3 separate regions of the Homo sapiens genome follow, and regions 1 and 2 are each linked to region 3. A link is a contact called in ENCODE Hi-C or POLR2A ChIA-PET data. All regions are on one chromosome and are shown on one strand. Each heading gives the region's core, a stretch centred on a gene start or an enhancer-like site at or near the end of the contact. The rest is flanking DNA. Distances are from core to core; before and after follow the strand shown. Region 1 overlaps FOXP1 (forkhead box P1). Region 2 overlaps FOXP1 (forkhead box P1). Region 3 overlaps FOXP1 (forkhead box P1).

Region 1 (3,851 bases), core at 783-3,282, 480 kb before region 3:
TTGCCTTTTCACAACAACCTTAATTTTCACACTACAGGGACTGGAAATGATACTTTAGTTGGGTCAAACATTAGACTACACAAGGGTTTTATAGTCAGGTTTGGGATTTGAATGTGTTTACGTAGTCTGTCTGTATTATTTTTCCCTGGCAAGGTGTCTGGTGTTGAGTTCCTTGGGGAACGAGAATGTGGCTCAGGACAGCTCACCATTTGCAAACCAGTTATTAACTTGTAATCCACTCACCGTTTTCAATGTCTCTATTTCCCCACCTCTGTCAGGGCAGTTGGAGAATAAACTGGCTGTGCTGCTTTGCAGGTTGGGAAGAGGGACCTCACATTTGCCAACTGTCACTCCCTACCGTGATCATAACCCCCGTGAGACGCACATTCAGCCACATCTGTGCTGAGTGCATGAGGAGCGGCTCGGGCAGAATCTTTAACTGCTGTCATGGTGGTCAGTGAGAGATGTGGATGTTCATATACCTGTGCGCTTTTGGGAGATTATACACAATAGAGTGGAGAATTGGTTGTTTCCTTGGCCATTGTGGAAGTAACACATGGATCTGTGTTCATTTATTGACTGATTCACTCGTTGATTTATTTATATCTCATTTGTTCACCTCTTCTCTCATGTACTCCTTTATCGACCCCAAATGACTTCTGGGGCAGAAAGTATTGCTCTGTGATCACCCAGCGTTACCCCCTACCTTATTTTTGGACATCCTCAGTTGGGCATTCTAATACAAACATCATTTAAACATCCAAACCCAACATCATTATGCGTAGAGATCTTTGTCAACAAGCTTATGAGATTCATCTGCTTCAACCTTTTATTTACTAAATAGATGGCCGCCCAGGATCAAATGGGCCATCTTTATGCATAGTTACCATTTCTGCAACAAATACGGCTTTTAGTTACATTTTGACTACCGAAAATATACTAGGTACTATACCAAGTATAAGCTGCCGCTTTTTCTTTCTAGCCTGAGCACTTAATTAAGACCTGACAGATTGATTTTTCCATTAGGCCAGAAGGCAGGTGTCGTCTTGAGTAATTCTTGATTTGAATTTCTTATTAAGAGTCTGTTTAGCTCCCCCCCCATCACTGCCACCAAATATGTGTATTTAGCAGAGACTCTCTCTTACCCAACGAGTTTTACACAACGAATTGGTAACAACCAAAATAAAATATCCTAACAATAAAGTACTGTTTCAAAGGTACCAATAAGGAATGTTGCCTTCCTGCTGCAGTGTGCCTGGTATCCCTATAGAAGGCCTGCCCGTGGGTTAATGTGGTCTGGTAGTCTGAAGCCCGTGAAGCCATCATTTCTCATCCTTTTTTTAACCCCTAACACTCCACTATGGACAAATTGACAGAAGACATTGGTATCTGTATAGCCCCTAACTCCTCAGTGGATGATTTGACTTCTTTCATTTTTCTTTTTTCTTTGAGACAAAGTCTTGCTCTGTCGCCCAGGCTGGAGTGCAGTGGTGCGATCTCGGCTCCCTGCAACCTCGCCTCCCGGGTTCAAGAGATTCTCCTGCCTCTGAGACTACAGGCGTGTACCACCACGCCCTGCTAATTTTTGTATTTTTAATAGAGACGGAATTTCAGCATGTTGGCCTGGCTGGTCTTGAACTCCTGACCTCAGGTGATCCACCCACCTCAGCCTCCCAAAGTGCTGAGATTACAGGCCTGAGCCACTGCCTGTAATGATTTGATTTATTTTCTTTCTCTTTTCAATTTCCATCCTCCAAAAATGTTATGGAAATAACTTCCCCAAAATGATTGTCTGCCCGTCCACTGAAATATAAATTCCCACTTACAAATAATTTTTAAGAAAACTCTGTAATTGACATTTAACTCCAGGGATAAAGAGTGTTGCTAATCTCAGCCTGCATCACTGGCCAAGGGTGTAACCAAATCCTCATCCAATGTGGTCATGTGTGTCAGTCACACTGCAACGTGGTAGTTACGGGCAGCGACTCAAGGTCGGCCAACCAGAGACTTTTAACACTTGTTGGGTGACTCAAAGCTTATTAACCTTTCTGATTTACCTTGATCTTCCATAAATGTGTGTGTATGTTTGTGTGGGTTTAAAAGGACAGAATAAAGAACTTACCTCATCAATTTGTTCGGTGGATTAAATGAGATAATCCATGTGGAATGTGACACAGGGTGCCTGGCAAATACAGGAGCTTTATATATGTTAGCTTTTCTGATTATTACTATTGTATCGTTATTGGTTAAAAGTCACATTAAATAGCCAAGGCAGATAACGGATGAGAACTTTGCAAAGATTACGAAAAAACTGAAGGAAGCCTACCTTGTATATGTGGCATGAGCTTTGGAACATCAGGTTAATTACCTTATTGCTGTGTTTTGGGGTTTGTGTTGACTTGCTTTGGTTTTTGTCTGTTTGCTTTTGAATAAGGTCCTAAAATACGGTTTTGCTGGGTTTTTTATTTGCTTCTGAAATTAGTGCAGGTGCAAGTAACAGGAAGTGAAACCTTAAGTGGCCTGAGGGAACCTCATTCAAATGGTGCCAAGCAGGTATAATATACAAGCATTATCACCTTACTGATAATCTGGCATACTGTGGGTATTCACACGTGCCATTCAGATTTCAGAGATGAAGTCATACGGCAGTTTGGCACCAGCTTGCCCAGCTCCTTAGGAAAGGTGAGAGAGAGGAAAGCCCTCATTTTTTGAGACAGTGTTGAAAACACGGTTTTACTTGTCGAGTGGCACAGGATTGCAGTTGTCATTTGGTCACATTGTCTTTGACGTTCCACCTTGGGTGCAAGGAAAATATCTTTAATAAGTGAATTCACACCCTGTTTATAGAGTTACAAAGTCTCCTCTGGGTTTGAGACTGTGTTACATATATCCTCATATTCTGAAATGTAGAAAAATTTACATATTGAAGACCCAAGACTAGAATACCACATTTTCATGGCTACAATACAAAGTTTTCCAAATGTTTAAATATTCTCACAGCCCGGTGGTTATATCTAAATAAAGCATTGTCCTTAAGACTTACTTTGGTTCTTTGTCCTGAAGGATTTAGAGAGAACCCACAGTTGCTTTGCCTTTGCGGTAGGTAAGGTGACTCTGTTCTCAGCCAGTTGCCGATCTTTGCATGCACTGAGCCCTTAGACATGCATTGAGTTGAATAAAATTTGCCCAGCTTGGTCTGCCATCCTAGGGGGCCTCTCCATGTGCCCTTTTTTGTTAAACTCAGAAGTGGGTCATATGTACAAGATGCCCATCTATGTCTTGCTTTTAGTAAGAAAGCATCTGAAACAACCTACTGCACCCCATAGAGTAGCCAGAGCTTTTGCATCTCTCCCCTAGGGCTCCACTGAGCCAGGATGTTGTTCCTTTTCCTTCAGCTTGCTCCTCCCCAGCCACTCCCTGGCCACAGTCACACACATACACATACACACACCCCTCTGCAGTTTGCTCCCACTTTGCCTTGCATGGCCAGCCTGGCTCCTCATTCATCTCTCCAACCTCAGCAGGCTCACATTCTGTATTTTCCTGGAAGGGCACTTGCTAGGGGCACAATGCTTCTCTTCCCATTGCTCTTAAAGGAAGGGATGAGAACAGGGAGCGATTGCATGAGTGGGAGGGAATACCAAATAAAATAGAGACAAAGGAATGGGCCCAGGAAGTCCAGATTATGTATCTGTTGGGCCCAGAAGTCTTTGCTCAACTTCTTATTTGAGTAAGACCCAAGAAAGATCCAGTTCCACTAATAGAAAAACCAAATTATTCTATTCCTGACATGTATCATCTCTGAAGCAGACAAAATAGAACTGAGCCTCAGTGTGGTCCCTTAGTATTTG
Region 2 (4,164 bases), core at 608-3,107, 460 kb before region 3:
TTTTTTTTTTTTACTCCCAGCATTAGAGTATTCTGTAATATAATTTACCATTTCTTCCATCCTCAAGGGCTTTCAGCAAGTCTCAGTTCATGTGATGATTTGATGTTACAGTTGAAATTGAGACAGTTTTGTTCCCATTATATCTAACCTGTGAACTGAAATATTTGAGATATGTTTTATTAAAATATATATGTTTTGGGCTAGGTGTGGTGGCTCATGCCTGTAATCCCAGTACTTTGGGAGGCCTAGGTGGGTGGATCGCCTGAGGCCAGAAGTTCAAGACCAGCCTGTGCAACATGGTGAAATCCCATCTCTACTAAAAACACAAAAATTATCCAGGTGTGATGGTGTATGCCTGTGATCCCAGCTGCCTGGGAGGCTGAGGCAGGAGAATCGCTTGAACCTGGGAGGTGGAGGTTGCAGTGAGCCGAGATTGTGCCACTGTATTCCAGCCTGGGCAACAGAGTGTGACTCCATCTCAAAAAATTTTTTTAAATAATAAAGTATATGTATTTTGGAGTCTAAAAACATGTGCCTTTACTCAGTAGAGAAGTTAGAGATGAGGGAAAACCCCAGCGACTGAACTGTTGCCATGAAAGAAACACTAGGTAGGGGAGAAGGTTATTTAATTTATCATTCTTTCGGTTGTGTTAGTTCTAAGTGGTGTATGCTCAGTATGTTGCTAAGAGTTGAGTTGCATCATATATAGAGTCAGTGCATAAGTCTCATTAAGTTAATATTAACCTTGAAAACCCAATATATAACCAACTGGTGGGCCCTTAGCAGCTCAGAAGTCAACAATTAACTTCTTTGGGTTAATACACCTTTGAGGCAGTGTTGTGCAGTGGTTAACGTTCCTGAGTTTGAATCCCAGCTCTGCCTCTTATTAACCTTGGATATGTTATTTAAACACACCGCCTTAGTTCCTAAATCTGTAAAATGGCAATATTTACCTCATCATGGTCCTGCTTTGACTAAATGAGTCAATACAGTATAAACAAAATGCTGACTACTTTTTACATAGCACATGCTGATGAAATATTAGTGATTCTTATTAGTATTAGCTTTGTCTTTTTATTTTGACTTCATCTCATTTCTTTTGGGGGGGTAAAGGCCAAGTCTGGTTTCAGGGGGCTGGGGAATAGAGAGGAAGGAATAAATAAAAAAGAAATGGGGTTGTGTGCGGTGACTCACACCTGTAATCTCAGCACCTTGGAAGGCCAAGGCAGGAGGAGTGTCTGAGCTCAGGAGTTTGAGACCAGCCTGGGCAACATGGTGAAACCCCATCTCTACCAAAAATACAACAATTAGCTGGGTGTGGTGGCTCACACCTATAGTACTTGGGAGGCTGAGGCAGGAGGATTGCTTGAGTCCTGACGGTTGAGGTTGCATCAAGCCGTGAGAGTGCCACTGCACTCCAGCCTGGGTGACGGTACAAGACCCTGTCTTAAAATAAAAACAAAAACAAAAACAGTTGAGGAAGGGGGACAGGAAATACGTTGAATTATGCTAGACTGTTATGAGGCTGTTTGGGAGAAAAATAACCAACATATAAACTTACGCTATTTGTGTGTGTGTGTATTTGTGTATGTGTGTGTTTAGTTTTAAACTAGAGCTGGATCTTGCATTCAACCTCCATTCATAGGGCCAACTTTTTAAAACACCCACATTAATGGTGATGATCAGTGGTTTACAATAATCTGCCAGTCACCCACATTTTCAAAGGTATATTTAAACTTGGGGGTGTTGTCCATGCTGGAATTCCTGTCTATCTTTGAGACAAAGAATGAGGCCCCATTGAGAGGCCCCAGCCAAAGAGGAACTGCAGATTGCCTCATCCTCTCTCTCTGTTCACTTCTTTTCCAAAGCCCTTTGTCCTCTTATGAAATTGACTGTTTGTACTGACCTGGGGCTGGCTAAGTCAGTTTGGTTTAAGAGGACTTCTCTGAGTTGGGAAAGAAACCTTAGACCTTTTCTTCCAACTAATAAAGATGTACACAACAAGAGCTCAGACCATTGTGGCCAAAAGGCCTCATAAATATGGGAGGTGATGATGACCACCAAAGGATTGAATAGTCACAGCTGTCCTCTCTTCTCTCTGGACCTTGCTGGAATGGGTTGCTTATAGGGTTGCTACTGATAAGTAGCCAACCAGGTGTTTGGTTGAAGAGGCCATTAGGTAATTGTGCCAGGACTAATTCTCTACAAGAACTTTGTGTGTTCACATTCTTCTCTGCCTTGGGCCCCAAGAACAGCAAGTTGCCTTCTAATGTCATAGAAGGAAGAAAATACATGCATTGCCCCTTAAGTGTGGCTCTGAGTGGCCCTTGCTGGGTGACATTGGTTCCCTAGTGGTATTCAGAGCCCTTTAAAAAGAGGTCAAACGGGGCCCAAAGGAGCACAGCAATCCGTGGAGACCATCTGGGCCTCGCCCTAGAGGCCCCACCTCTACCTTCTTTTTGGATAAGGCCTGATATGGTTGTTTACCTGCCAAGCCCTCCTTTCCTCAAAGAAGAGCGTTCTTGCTGGGTTTCCACAAACCTGCTGTCTAGTCCTGCACTGTTTGTTCCTTGATCTGGTGGTTGGGGCTGCACTGGTTGCATTTTGGTAGGCAGGCAGACCCCTCACAGTGTTAAAATGAAGGGGAGGAAAGGGTAACCTTTCCTAAACTACCTAAGAAGAATGCTAATCCCAACTGTTTCAGAAACCTGTAATTTTTAGTTTATGTAAAACTCAGATAGATTGAATTCCCCCTTGAACCTTTTTGTATTTCATAAGAGTTTTATTTCCTAAAACTGACAGCAGTGACAGTTGTGTTAGAATTCAGCCCTGAGTATTTATTTCTAGATTTCACAATTTGTTTTGTCTTCGTAGCAAGCAATTGCCTTCCTTCCTTTCTCTCTTCCTCTCTGTGTCTCTGTCTCTCTCCCCTTCCTTTCTTTGCAATTTCCTTCTTTTCTCAAGCTCATGATGAAAATTGACCCTTCAGTTTTATTTTCAGATGAAAGCTCAAGCAACAAGCCAGCGCTTGCCTCCATTAGTGGCTCTGGGTAGTCCTTGCAGGAGAAATCACCATCAGCAAATCATCGTCCGTTTAGAGTGGGCTGCAGAGGCTAGGCAGCTCCCTGACTTCACTGTCCAGGAGCCTCTTAGAAATGAGCAAGGAGTGGCACTGGTGCTAGTGCCATTCAGCAAGGCTTTGGAGGTGTGCTTCGCTGCATTGGGGTACCTGATGAACAGCATCTCGGTGGTTGGGTATCTTGCACCCAGGCTAGAAGGTTAACTTCCATTAAGCTTTATTCAACCCTGCATCATAGAAGTGGTGGGTAGGTGTTTGTGCATCTCTGTGTGTATATGAATGACATGGCCAGAGGCTCCACTGTTCCATCATCGAAAAGTTTCTTAAAGGGACCTTATGAAGAACCACATGGAATTTGTAACTTGATCACGAAATTTGGACCATTAAGGACCTGAAAATAGCTCTTCGGTTTTGTGGGTCACACCTTTCTCTAAGCTCAGTTAATGAGCAAATCTTTATTCTTTACAAGATTAGCCAGGTGTATTTCGTGAATGTTAACTTTAGCCTTGGCTGCTTGGCCCTGCTGCTAATGAGGCCAAAGTGGGAATTCCTGCCTCTTGTGGACCAGTTACCTTCACTCTCTTACCTGGCCACCGACCACTAACCCTCGCCAGCTGGCTTGTGAATGTCTGCAGTTGGATGTTGGAGTGTGGGGAGGTGGGTGGGGGAAGGTGTTGTATGGATTAATGCAAATCCATGACCCCTCCTGGGGAAAAGCCACACACACATACTCCATGGAACAAGGGTCAAGTGCATTGTCTCCACTTTTGAAAGGCAATAGAGTTGATTAAGGTTAACTCGAAAATACTGATGTTGGCTAGAATTTTGGACTTTTGCCAGGATATATGCAACATTTAAAGTGATTTCTGGAAACCTGTGCCCATGGTTCACTGGTAGAGGAGCTTAAGATGAATAAAACAGTGAAAACCAGGGAGAGTGTGATTACTTTTAAATATGCAGCAACAAAAGGGACATGGCAATAGCTTAAAAATCTGTTTTCTAGGAATGTAATATTTTCCAAAATCTTAAGCTGGCTTACATCATATTTGGGTTGTAGGTTCTTCAGACTTTTACTTTTGGTTCCT
Region 3 (4,205 bases), core at 1,080-3,579:
TAGAGTTCCTCTTTCTTAACTAGGACTGTGGGTAGTAGTGATCCCCATGTGGCAAGGATGGGGCAGGGAAGAGTGTTCCTGCAGGAAGAAAGTGTGTGCAAGCCAGATGACATGCAACTGCCCTCATGATCAGATTTGGATAACTCTGTTATTTACTCCAAACCTTAGTGTCTTACAGTTTAAACATTTATTCTTTTACACACTTTCTGTGAGTCAGAGATAGGGGAGTGGCTTAGCTGGGTGGTTCAGGCTCATAGCATCTCATGAGATTGCAGTCAAAATGTGAGGCTGGGGCATGATTGGGGCTAGGGGAGCCGCTTCCAAGATGGCTCGCTCACATGGCTGTCAGCAGGAGGCCTCAAGTTCTCAGGCTGTGGACCTCTCCATAGTGTGACTTCAGTGCCCTTGTGATGTGGCAGCTGGCTTTTCCCAGAGTGATCCAAGTTGTGACCTAGCCTTGGAAATCACATACCATTACTTCTGCCATATTTATTGGTCACAGAGACCGGCCCTGACATGGTGTTGGAAGGTACTATCCAAGGCATGAATACCAAATGGTGAGAATCTTTGGGGCTTGTTTCGGAGGTTGGGTGCCACTGATTCCAACCTCCTCATTAGCCCTATTTAGAATCAGAGTAAGAGCAAGTCAGTGTAATTGTTTATAAAGTGTCATATCCTTCAGCTATGTTGGATGGAAGAAAGGTCAAAATGTGACCTGAGCACTGGTGTACTCTTGGCGTAAGGTCATTGGCCAAAGTATTATTCACTTCACTAAAAGATTTGCCTGTACTAATAAGAAAGAGAGATTGACAAAAGAGATGAACTGCACTAAGGTATTTGGTGAGTTCGATTTCTTTCTCAAATTATGCAAATTTCCTCCAGCGTTTCCCCCTAAACAATGGGAAGTTGCATATTCTCAAAGCTGTAAGACCTTCAAAGATAATCTCAGAGTGATTTTAAGGCAAAATAAGTAGTTTAATATTTATATCTAACTGCATCTCTGGTGTCTCAGAAGTCTTTGACATCATTGGAATGACTTTGTTAGTACCTTTCCCATAAATAGTTAGCTAGACAGGTGAAAGTTCAAGAAAAATAATGAGATCCTTTACGCAACTCAAATAGACTGTTCATGAGATTCCCTGTTCAACAAACATCTGACAAATTATTGGGTGGTTGTGTTGACCTAGACACCTAGAGTGAGGCACCTAGAGTGAGCAGCAGAGAAAGCAGCCGGGAGATTACATTCTTATGGGACATTAAACTGGTAAGCCAAAAAAAAAAAAACAAAAAACAAAACAATGTATCACCACATGTTGTGTGACGATGAAATCTGTAAGAAAACAAAGTAGATTAAGATAAACACCGTGGTGATGACAGTCCCATGTTTGACTGGCTGGCCAGGGAAGGACTCTGAGGAAATGGTCTTTGAGTAGAGACCTTGACTGAGTGAGGGACTGAGTCTTGCGTCTATCTAGGGAAGAAAGTTTCAGGTTCGGGGAAGAGCAAGTTTAAGAGCCCCCAATCAGAAACAAGCTTGGTTGCTCTTTCGCAATTTCCAGAGACTCCATCTATTCCCCAGCATCTTGGTTCTCACCACTGCACTGCTTATGGTTGACCGTCAGCTTTGCTTTTTTGACCATAGTCTTACAGCCCTGGCTTAGCCTTCTCTGAAAACATACATTTGCACACTAAGCCAGATTCACATGGGAGGTACATTATGCCGTGGCCTAGTCTAGTGTGTATTTCCCCTTTCTCTCCCCACAAAGATTTTACAAAACTTATACATGCAAACAGGTATTTTTGTTTGTTTCACATGAGTCGCTTTTGCATAATATAACAAGCCCATGATTTCACATGTACAGTAATTCATAGAAAGTGATAGTCATCTTGCTTAGACACCTTAGTTCTCAAATCTAGCCTGCTAAATATAGTACCTTCTCAGACCCATATAAGGTGTCATAAAAAAAGAAAAAATAAAGGTCAAAGTTTCCCCACCCACAAATTTGGTTATAAAAACAGCAAAGCAGGGTTTTTCTGAACTTGAATCAGTAAATTTTTAATTTAAATAGTATCCTGTTTTGACAAAGTGCTAAACCACAGAGGTCTGAGAAAGACACTCTTAAGCCTTTGTCAATACCAGCTGGCATCTCTCAACAGGAAACCTTGGATGACTTTTGTTGTCATTTTGTGATGCACTGACAAGGAATGCGTGCCCTTATTTGTTGCATCAAGGAAATGGTCAGAGTACCTCTGATGCGGCTCGATGCCGTTTACATCAATATGTTGCATAATCCTTTGCCAGACAAAACCGGTATTTTGTTGTCGTTGTTTGATCAATTAACATTGGATTTCTGGCTTTGCTAAGTGCACCTCCAGAGCAAGACACAAAATGATGTCACATGAGTTCTGTTCTCTGACCCACCCAACAAAGAACTGAGCTAACCTGCAACCCTTTTCCTGCCTTGGTCTTTTGATCTCATCAGTTGTGCAGCTCACCTCTTCAGGGCCTGCACAGCTCTTGAATGGTGTGGACTGTCCCGAGGAAATCCAAGGTACTATAAGAGCTCTTTGTTGGAATTCAGTCCCTAGCCCTCTCTTTATCTCACTTTGTTTCATGTTGAATAGTAAGTTGCATTTTACTGTTATGGTGACTGCATTTTTCTTATGGGGCCTTCAGGGTAAACAGCCGTTAGTTTCCATCTGTGAACACACATGTAGCTTGTGTTTGGGTAGGGTGCCTGGTGCTTCCAAAGTCATTATTTTCTCTGTAATGTTTGTTCTCCATGGTTGTGCATAGATAGATTCTATGCCCCAGTGCAGGACGAAGAGGTAGCCTGTAATTCCAGCTGAATGTGTTGCAGTTGAAAGTGGGACGGGAGTGGAAGCAAGTGATGGATCAAGCAAATCGCTTTTAATTTTACATAAATTGGTTTTCTGCTTTCCTCTGGGGCAGAAGTTTGCTGCTCAGGGTCATGTTAAATGTCGCTGATGATTTGGAAGAGAGGCATTCCTGGAAAATATCCGGTGAGACAGAACTTGGGATTTCAGTCCCTGCCTCTCATTGACAGACTTGGGGAAATTAGAGATGGAGTCTCTAGCCTGGGATGGGAGCCGTTATCTCTGGACCAGCTAGAGACACTGGAGATTAGAAAAGGCAACAGCAATTTTAGATTCCCGAAGAATAAAATTATCATGACATTTATCAAATGTGCTCCCTTTCCCCCCGGTACATTGCATAATAATGATGTTTGTATATGTTGTTGTCACATAAGCAAGAACGAGAGAAGATCCCCTTTCATGGGATGCTCACAGATTTCCTTAATATGAAATTAACTAGCAGTCCTAGATAAGTAAGCTAGAACTGTAATGGGCACAGTCTGAAAGAGGGCAGAGCTTTCTTTTTGCCCCTTGGCCAAGGACAAAACATGGGCAAGGCCAGTTGTCAACATGAGACACTGGTTTCAGGTTTGCAGCTACAAAGAATACAGTTGTGATGGATTTCAATCCGATATTTGCAGTTCCAATGCTAGAATTTTCAGCCATGTCATCCTGAGTCTCTTTAGGCTTTAGAAACAAAGGATTCATGTTTGAATCGTGACCTGCCACCATGACCTTGGGCAAAATAGAAAACTTTGTTTCTTTGTCTATAAAATGGCCGTAAATGTGCGGTGGCTCACGCCTGTAATCCTAGCACTTTGGGAGGCCAAGGCGGGCAGATCACGAGGTCAAGAGATCAAGGCCATCCTGGCCAACATGGTGAAATCCTGTCTCTACTAAAAATACAAAAAATAGCTGGGTGTGGTGGCACCCGCCTGTGGTCCCAGCTACTCAGGAGGCTGAGGCAGGAGAATCGCTTGAACCCAGGAGGCGGAGGTTGCAGTGAGCCAAGATCACACCACTGCACTCCAGTCTGGCAACACAGTGAGACTCCATGTAAAAAAAAAAAAAAGGCCATAAATGATACCCACCATACAAGAACCAAATGAAAACTTGGACATAAAGCACCCAGCTAGAGACACACAGCATGTGACATACGCTTAACGAAAGGTGCTAATAATGTTATTAGAATTTCACTGGATTGTTGTTGATGATTCTAATATAATATTCCTTAATAGTAAAAAGCTGAAGCCATAGGAGCCCAGTAATCTTCACCTGGAATTTCACAGTAACAGGAAAATAAATGAAACTTTGGGATACTAAATATT

Evidence for each region. A loop is a pair of places that touch in the nucleus more often than their neighbours do. ChIA-PET counts read pairs that join two places held with the same protein, here RNA polymerase II (POLR2A). Pooled maps may share reads with other maps.
Region 1: a map with no recorded cell type shows a loop between it and region 3 (10-fold over the local background). The contact joins two enhancer-like sites. A Hi-C loop is called at or near these places in 6 of 37 single-sample maps with no recorded cell type and 5 of 50 pooled maps. POLR2A ChIA-PET finds 5 or more read pairs at or near these places in 2 of 52 experiments (OCI-LY7 and Panc1).
Region 2: a pooled map shows a loop between it and region 3 (8-fold over the local background). The contact joins two enhancer-like sites. A Hi-C loop is called at or near these places in 5 of 37 single-sample maps with no recorded cell type and 7 of 50 pooled maps. POLR2A ChIA-PET finds 5 or more read pairs at or near these places in 2 of 52 experiments (Panc1 and activated CD4-positive, alpha-beta T cell).

Annotation. Positions count from the first base shown.
Region 1 is chr3:71,562,697-71,566,547 of GRCh38, reverse strand. All of the region lies in intron 2 of FOXP1 (forkhead box P1), which reads left to right. Among named protein-coding and RNA genes, the nearest start is that of FOXP1, 19 kb to the left of the region's middle. Within about 2 kb of position 2,032, at least 5 of the 41 ENCODE cell types and tissues checked have a DNase peak (open chromatin) inside an H3K27ac peak, as active enhancers do; they include OCI-LY7, where a contact is called at or near this core.
Region 2 is chr3:71,545,709-71,549,872 of GRCh38, reverse strand. The region is part of intron 2 of FOXP1 (forkhead box P1); the gene reads left to right. Among named protein-coding and RNA genes, the nearest start is that of MIR1284, 5.7 kb to the right of the region's middle. Within about 2 kb of position 1,857, at least 2 of the 41 ENCODE cell types and tissues checked have a DNase peak (open chromatin) inside an H3K27ac peak, as active enhancers do.
Region 3 is chr3:71,085,480-71,089,684 of GRCh38, reverse strand. The region is part of intron 7 of FOXP1 (forkhead box P1); the gene reads left to right. LOC124906247 (a long non-coding RNA gene) reads right to left here. Exons shown (of 2, transcript XR_007095956.1): 2 at 970-4,205. Among named protein-coding and RNA genes, the nearest start is that of FOXP1-AS1, 200 kb to the left of the region's middle. RefSeq lists an enhancer at 1,742-1,841. Within about 2 kb of position 2,329, at least 7 of the 41 ENCODE cell types and tissues checked have a DNase peak (open chromatin) inside an H3K27ac peak, as active enhancers do; they include OCI-LY7, where a contact is called at or near this core.